Regions from separate parts of the Homo sapiens genome. Here region 1 is linked to region 2. The links are chromatin contacts, found by Hi-C or POLR2A ChIA-PET in ENCODE. All regions are on one chromosome and are shown on one strand. Each heading gives the region's core, a stretch centred on a gene start or an enhancer-like site at or near the end of the contact. The rest is flanking DNA. Distances are from core to core; before and after follow the strand shown.

Region 1 (3,150 bases), core at 471-2,970, 200 kb after region 2:
ATGTTACCAAATGGGAGGGTTTGGGTAGAGGACTGGGTTAAGGGTATAAAGGGTGTCTCTATTATTTCTTGCAACTGCATATGAATCTATAATTATCTAAAATCAGAAAGTTTTTAAAAAGCAATTTACACGTGTTTTTAAAAGTTAAACCTAAATCAATTAAAAATTATGTACCTACTGGTACATGTAGTACTTTCAGGTAGGCAGGACACTGATCAAAAGGGTACATTAAGGCTAACTTCAATTGTGAAGCTGCTTTGAAATTACTCATCATAACGTCTTGATGAAAGCACACACTGCAAATTCACTTAAAAATAAGAAAGAATACTGTACTCAAATGAGGCATTTAAGACCATCTTAGAGCAGTGAGGCTGACAGGCATTCAATGTCAGATTGTAGAAACCAGACAGTTGTACGCAAGGGATTCTCGCATCCACTCAACATCCAACACACATCTACCAAGCACCTGCTGAACACAACTCCTGCCCTTGGGGTAGAATTCTGAACCAGATGGTCTCTGGGGTCTCTGCTGCCTATCAGCAACTGGTTGGGTTTATACTAATTCAGTGATGGAGGGCTGAATTTAGCAGAATTACAGCCCAAGCCTCAAAAATCCTTAATACCAGTGCTATGATTGCTCCTTTTAAAAAGTGACTGCCTTACACAGATTTTTTTTTTAAGAAAGCAAGAAGAAAGGTGCAGTTCTAGTCAAGCATACAATATCCAGAACCACCAGCCACACACTGCATTCCACTCAAGCCTTTAGCAGACAGAGGCTAGGCAGAGGCAGGTTCCTAAGCAGGAGACACTTCCAGGATGACTGGGAACCCTTTCCCCAGATGACCAGGCTCCTGAAAAGTGGGTAAAGAAACTCTCTCTTACCATCCTCAAACGGGGTCCCTTCAGGCCTGCAACACAGAGAAAAATGGTCAGTTCCCACTTAAGGGGCCCCCTTCTCCCTGCTTCATCTGAGATGGCTATCCCGAGCTCTGCCATCTCCAGCACCGCTACCGGGGTCGGAAGCCACTACAAATGGATGTCCCGGGCTCAGAGACACAGGGCAAGCCGCCGCGCCTAACCGCCACCACTCCCCGCCCCGCCCCCCTAGAACCCCAAGCGGTTCCCCCTGGCAGCGGGAACTGAGCTAATCGAGGCACAGGCTCCGGGGAGGCGCCTAGGCCCAGCCAGACCCAAACATTTTCCCCTACCCGCTCGGCCTCCGCGGGGGGCCCGCCCCGGAGCGCAGACCGAAGCTGCTCGCGTCCCCAGTTTTCTCGCCACCGCCACGAACGCAGACTCACCCGAAAATGACCGCGTTCCACACCATTATGTTGTTCTCGGACGGAGCCCCGCTGACTCCGGCTGGAGGATCCTCCTGCAACCTTCGGGAAGACAGACAGGGGTCCCCCTAGGCCGGCACTGGCGCCCGCTCCCGGCCGCTCCCCAGCCCTCCCCGCCCGGCGCGCCTCGGGACCCGCCCTGTGCCCCAGCTCGCAACCCCCGGCCTCGGCCGTCCCCTCGGTTTACCTCTTGAAGTCCCGCATGAGGCGCCGCCGAGCCGGGGTGGACATGTCGCGAGCGGGGTCAGGGGTGGGGCATACACTGGGGTCTCGGGTTCCCGCGGCGGGCGAGGAGGCCGAAGAGGCTGGAGAAGCAGGAGAAGGGGAGGCGGAAGCACCCAGAGGAACCGCGCTGCCTCTCCGAAGTCGAGGGTCGGTCTGGCGCCGGCTAAGCACCACCCCAGTGTAGACGGGGGCTGAACCAACCTGAGAGCAGAGAGAGGGGGGTGGAACGTCGAGCGCCGGACAGGCCGTACCAAGACGGGGCGGGGGGTGCGCGAGGAAAGTTGCTTATGTCATTAAAGCCCCACGGGAGGCCCGGGGCGGGGCCGCGAGCGCAGAGGCGTAGGGTACGCCGGAGCCCCGGGCGCTGGAGGAGCTCGTGGTGGAACGGGGTCCATCCCCACCTGCTAATTCTAAGGCAAACCCTGGGAAGTTTTCGGCTTTTTTTCTTTTTCTCTTTTTTTCTTTTTCTATTCGTTTTTGTTTGTTTTGTGACCAGATCATTCATGAAAGCGCGCACTATGCCCGGGGAGGAGAGGGGAGAAGTTTGGAAGTCCCAAACTAGAGGACGAAGGAGTGGGCGGAGGTAAAACCGGTTCTCAAAAAGCGGCAACTCTAGGGTGCACAACCCCTTCGGACACCGGAGACTGGGGTCGGAGGGGTGGGGAGAGGAGTGATTGGTTAAAATCACGGAAAATCAAAAGAATAAATCGGCCTTGACTATGACGGGGGGGCGGGGCGGGGCTGTGGGATTGAATGCAGGATTGGGCGCTCAACGTTTAGGCCAATGATCACCCCAGGGCAGAATGAAATAGTGTTGTATGTCCTGTGGGAGGGAATGGGAGCTTAAGGCAGGCGGAGTAGGGTTTTGTTTTGTTCTGTTTTGTTTTGGGCACTCACAATTTGGCTCTGGAACCACATTTCCCCTTGGTAGTTCAACAAGCCAAGCGGCTATTTATGTTCAGAAGAGTCCAAGATATGAGACTATCCGACTGCAGGGAGTTGCAAGGACAGTGGGTCTGAAGTAAAAGGAACGTGGAAAAGCTGCAGGTTGCAGGAAGAGTCACAGTCCGTGGACCTGCAAAAGCAATAACAGTTTTAAAGGATAATTTTTAAAGGTCAACCCAAAATAACTTAGAAGATAGGCATAATACACATTTAAAAATTATTGAAAATAGGAGAAAGGTAGATTTGGGTTAAGTCATCAAGAGTTTTGAATGCCAAGCTAATGGATTCCTTGGAAGTCCATTGAGCAGGGAAGTGACATCATTAGAGCTGTCCTTATCAGAGATTGGTCTCAAGAGAGCAGGCAGGAGACTCTTGCAGTATCTAGGTGCGAGATACTGAAGCAGGCAGTGACAATAAAGGCGAGGATATGAATGAATGGGGAGGACTTGGCAACAGGCTGAATATGGGGCAAGAGAGAGGAAGGAGTCAACAGTGGCTGAAACTCTAAGCCCCGAGATAACTGGGGTTTTGAAGGTGCCATTAACAGAATTACAGAATAGAGAGAGAGGGACAAGTTTGGAAAAGGAAATTTTGGGTGGGACTTACTGAGTTCATGGGACTGGTGAGACATCCCCGTGAA
Region 2 (2,926 bases), core at 125-2,624:
CGGCCTCCCAAAGTGCTGGGATTACAAGCGTGAGCCACCACGCCCAGTCTTTCTTGAAATTCTTAATTTCTTAAAAGGGGTCTCACATTTTCAGTTTGGGCTCCACAAATTACGTAGCTGGTCCCACCCAGACTGGGTTATCCCTTTTCCTGTATTTTTTTGGTCTAAGCAGTTCCAGAACCCATCCAGATTCAAGGGAAAGTGTGATAGAGGCCACCTCTCAATGGGAAGAGTATCAAAGGACTTATGGTCATCTTTAATCCATCACAGCATGGTATGGGAAAGGAGAAAGAGCACTGGTATCAAGAAATCTGAGGCTTAGTCCCAGTTTTACAGCTACAACTAGCCTGCCACTAACAAGCCACCACAGCTTTGGGGACCTGTTTTCTTCCATTTGAAATGAGGAAATTGGACTTGATCGCTAACCTCTAAAATCATGAACCTATAATGCCACATTTGTAACTGTCTAATGTACATCTAACATGGTGTTCATTAGAAAAACTGTTTCCAGGCCGGGCATGGTGGCTCAGGCCTGTAATCCCAGCACTTTGGGAGACTGAGGCGGGTGGATCGCTTGAGGTCAGGAGTTGGAGACCAGCCTGGTCAACATGGTGAAACCCCATCTCTGCTAAAATTATAAAACTTAGCCAGGCATGGTGGCAGGCACCTGTAATCCCAGCTACTTGGGAGGCTGAGGCAGGAGAATCGCTTCAACCCAGGAAATAGAGGTTGCAGTAAGCTGAGATCGCGCCACCGCACTCCAGCCTGGTGACAAAGTGAAACTCTGTTTCAAAAAATGAAAGAAAAAAGAAAAATTGTTTCCACGGGGCTCTCCAAAGGAAGAAGGGCATGGGAACTGAAGGCAAATGAATACAAAAAACACAACTATTAGTTAAATCAGAAAGCCTGTGGATCTAAATTCAAGGTCAGCTGCCTCCAACTCCCACTTGTTCATTCTCAAACACCCGTTTCAGACTATGAGGCAGATACATAGTGTTGTATCTGTGCTGGGTGCTGAGCTGCAGCAGTGAACCACAACCACAGGCCCACATCTTCTTGGACTCCCAGCCTACATGGAGGCAGATGACAGTGCCGACACAGCTCCTAGTGCAGAGTGCTGCGGCAAGGAAGGCACTAGGGTCTTGGGAACCTGTACCGAACACGGGAGGGACTGAGGAAGAGCAAACTGAGCCCTGGAGGCCCACGAGGAGCTAGGTTTTGCGGCTGAGGCTGCCGGGTGGAACGTTCATGTCCTATGCAGAGGAAACAGACTGTGAAAAGGCCCAGTCAAGAGAAAGCTGGGAGATCGGGAACTGAAAGTTACTGCATGGCAGGAGTGTAGAAAGGGGATGTATTCGTGGGTGAAGAAAGAGGATGCGAACAGGAAGTAGTGAATAGGAATGAGGCTGGAGAGGTAAGCAGACGCCAGATCACGAGGAGCCTCTAAGTCTTAAGTGAGAGCTTCAATTCTATCCTGAGGCCAAGAGAAACATTAAAGAGTTCAAAAGTAGACAGTGGCCTATCAGGTTTGGGTTTAAGAAATCATCGAGGTTAGTAGGCTGGGCGTGGTGGATCATGCCAGTAATCCCAGCACTTTGGGAGGCTGAGGCAGGCAGATCACCTGAGGTCAGGAGTTCAAGACCAGCCTGGCCAATATGGTGAAACCCCGTCTCTACTAAAAACACAAAAATTAGCTGGGCTTGGTGGCACATGCCCGTAATCCCAGCTATTCAGGAGGCTGAGGCAAGAGAATCACTTGAACCTAGGAAGCGGAGGTTGCAGTGAGCTAAGATCCTGCCACTGCACTGCAGCCTGGGTGACAGAGCAATACTCTGTCTCAAAAAAAAAAAAAGAAAAAAAAAAGGAAAGGAAAGAAAGAAAAAGAAAAGAAAAAACAGAATGTGTTTAACTTCCTGCAACCAAACCTGTGAACTCACCTGTATGTGCGCCCTCTTTTTCCTCCTGCACTCCTGTTATAATAATAACAGCTACCATTTATGCAATGTTCCTATGTGCAAGACACAATGGTAAGCATATTACATGCATTATCTCCTTTAATGATCAGCCCAAATTTATGAGGCAGGTACTCATAATTCCTTTTTTTTCCCCCTTGAGACGGAGTCTCACTCTGTCACCCAGGCTGGAGTGCAGTGGTGCGATCTCGGCTCACTGTAACCTCTGCCTCCTGGGTTCAAGCAATTCTCTGCCTCAGCCTCCCGAGTAGCTGGGATTACAGGCACCTGCCACCATGCCTGGCTAATTTTTGTATTTTTAGTAGAGACGGGGTTTCACCATCTTGGCCAGGCTGGTCTTGAACTCCTGACCTTGTGATCCACCCGCCTTGGCTTCCCAAAGTGCTGGGATTACAGGCATGAGCCACCAGTCCTGGCCAATTCCATTGTATTATAGTCAAGGAAAGTAAGACTCAGGGAGAGTGAGTGACTTACCCAGGGTCTCACAGCTAGAAGGTGGTAGAACTAAGCTCTAATCAGACTGTCTGACTCCAGAGTCTCCTCCTCTGTGAGACAAATTCCTAGTCCTATGCTCTGCCTTATCCCTTCCCACCTCTTGGGAGCTTTGATCCATTGACTATTCGTGTTGACTCCTCTGTCTTCCTACTTCTCCTTTTCTTTTGAGTCCTTTGTGTCATTACACAAACAAGCTGTGCCTCCCAAGCCAAAATAAAACCCCTCTCCTGGCCGGGCACGGTGACTCATGCCTATAATCCCAGCACTTTGGGAGGCCGAGGCAGGCAAATCACGAGGTCAGGAGTTTGAGACCAGCCTGGCCAACATGGTGAAACCCCGTCTCTACTAAAAATACAAAAATTAGCTGGGCATGGTGGTAGGCGCCTGTAATCCCAGCTACTCGGGAGGCTGAGGCAGGAGAATCGCTTGAACCCGGGAGGGGGAGGTTGCAGTGAGCC

What was found. Hi-C counts contacts between places; a loop is a spot of excess contacts on that map. ChIA-PET counts read pairs that join two places held with the same protein, here RNA polymerase II (POLR2A). Pooled maps may share reads with other maps.
Region 1: a pooled map shows a loop between it and region 2 (2.4-fold over the local background). The contact joins the promoter of UBE2A here to the enhancer-like site in region 2. A Hi-C loop is called at or near these places in 3 of 50 pooled maps. POLR2A ChIA-PET finds 5 or more read pairs at or near these places in 12 of 52 experiments (AG04449, CD4-positive, alpha-beta T cell, CD8-positive, alpha-beta memory T cell and 8 more).

Annotation. Positions count from the first base shown.
Region 1 is chrX:119,573,133-119,576,282 of GRCh38, reverse strand. It overlaps UBE2A (ubiquitin conjugating enzyme E2 A), which reads right to left and starts at 1,720. Exons shown (of 6, transcript NM_003336.4): 1 at 1,528-1,720; 2 at 1,302-1,382; 3 at 883-908. The coding sequence starts at 1,571. LOC124905208 (a long non-coding RNA gene) reads left to right here and starts at 1,788. Exons shown (of 2, transcript XR_007068307.1): 1 at 1,788-2,148. RefSeq lists enhancers at 947-1,447, 1,448-1,948 and a silencer at 1,320-1,489.
Region 2 is chrX:119,774,124-119,777,049 of GRCh38, reverse strand. No RefSeq gene overlaps it. Among named protein-coding and RNA genes, the nearest start is that of SNORA69, 12 kb to the left of the region's middle. Within about 2 kb of position 1,374, at least 2 of the 41 ENCODE cell types and tissues checked have a DNase peak (open chromatin) inside an H3K27ac peak, as active enhancers do.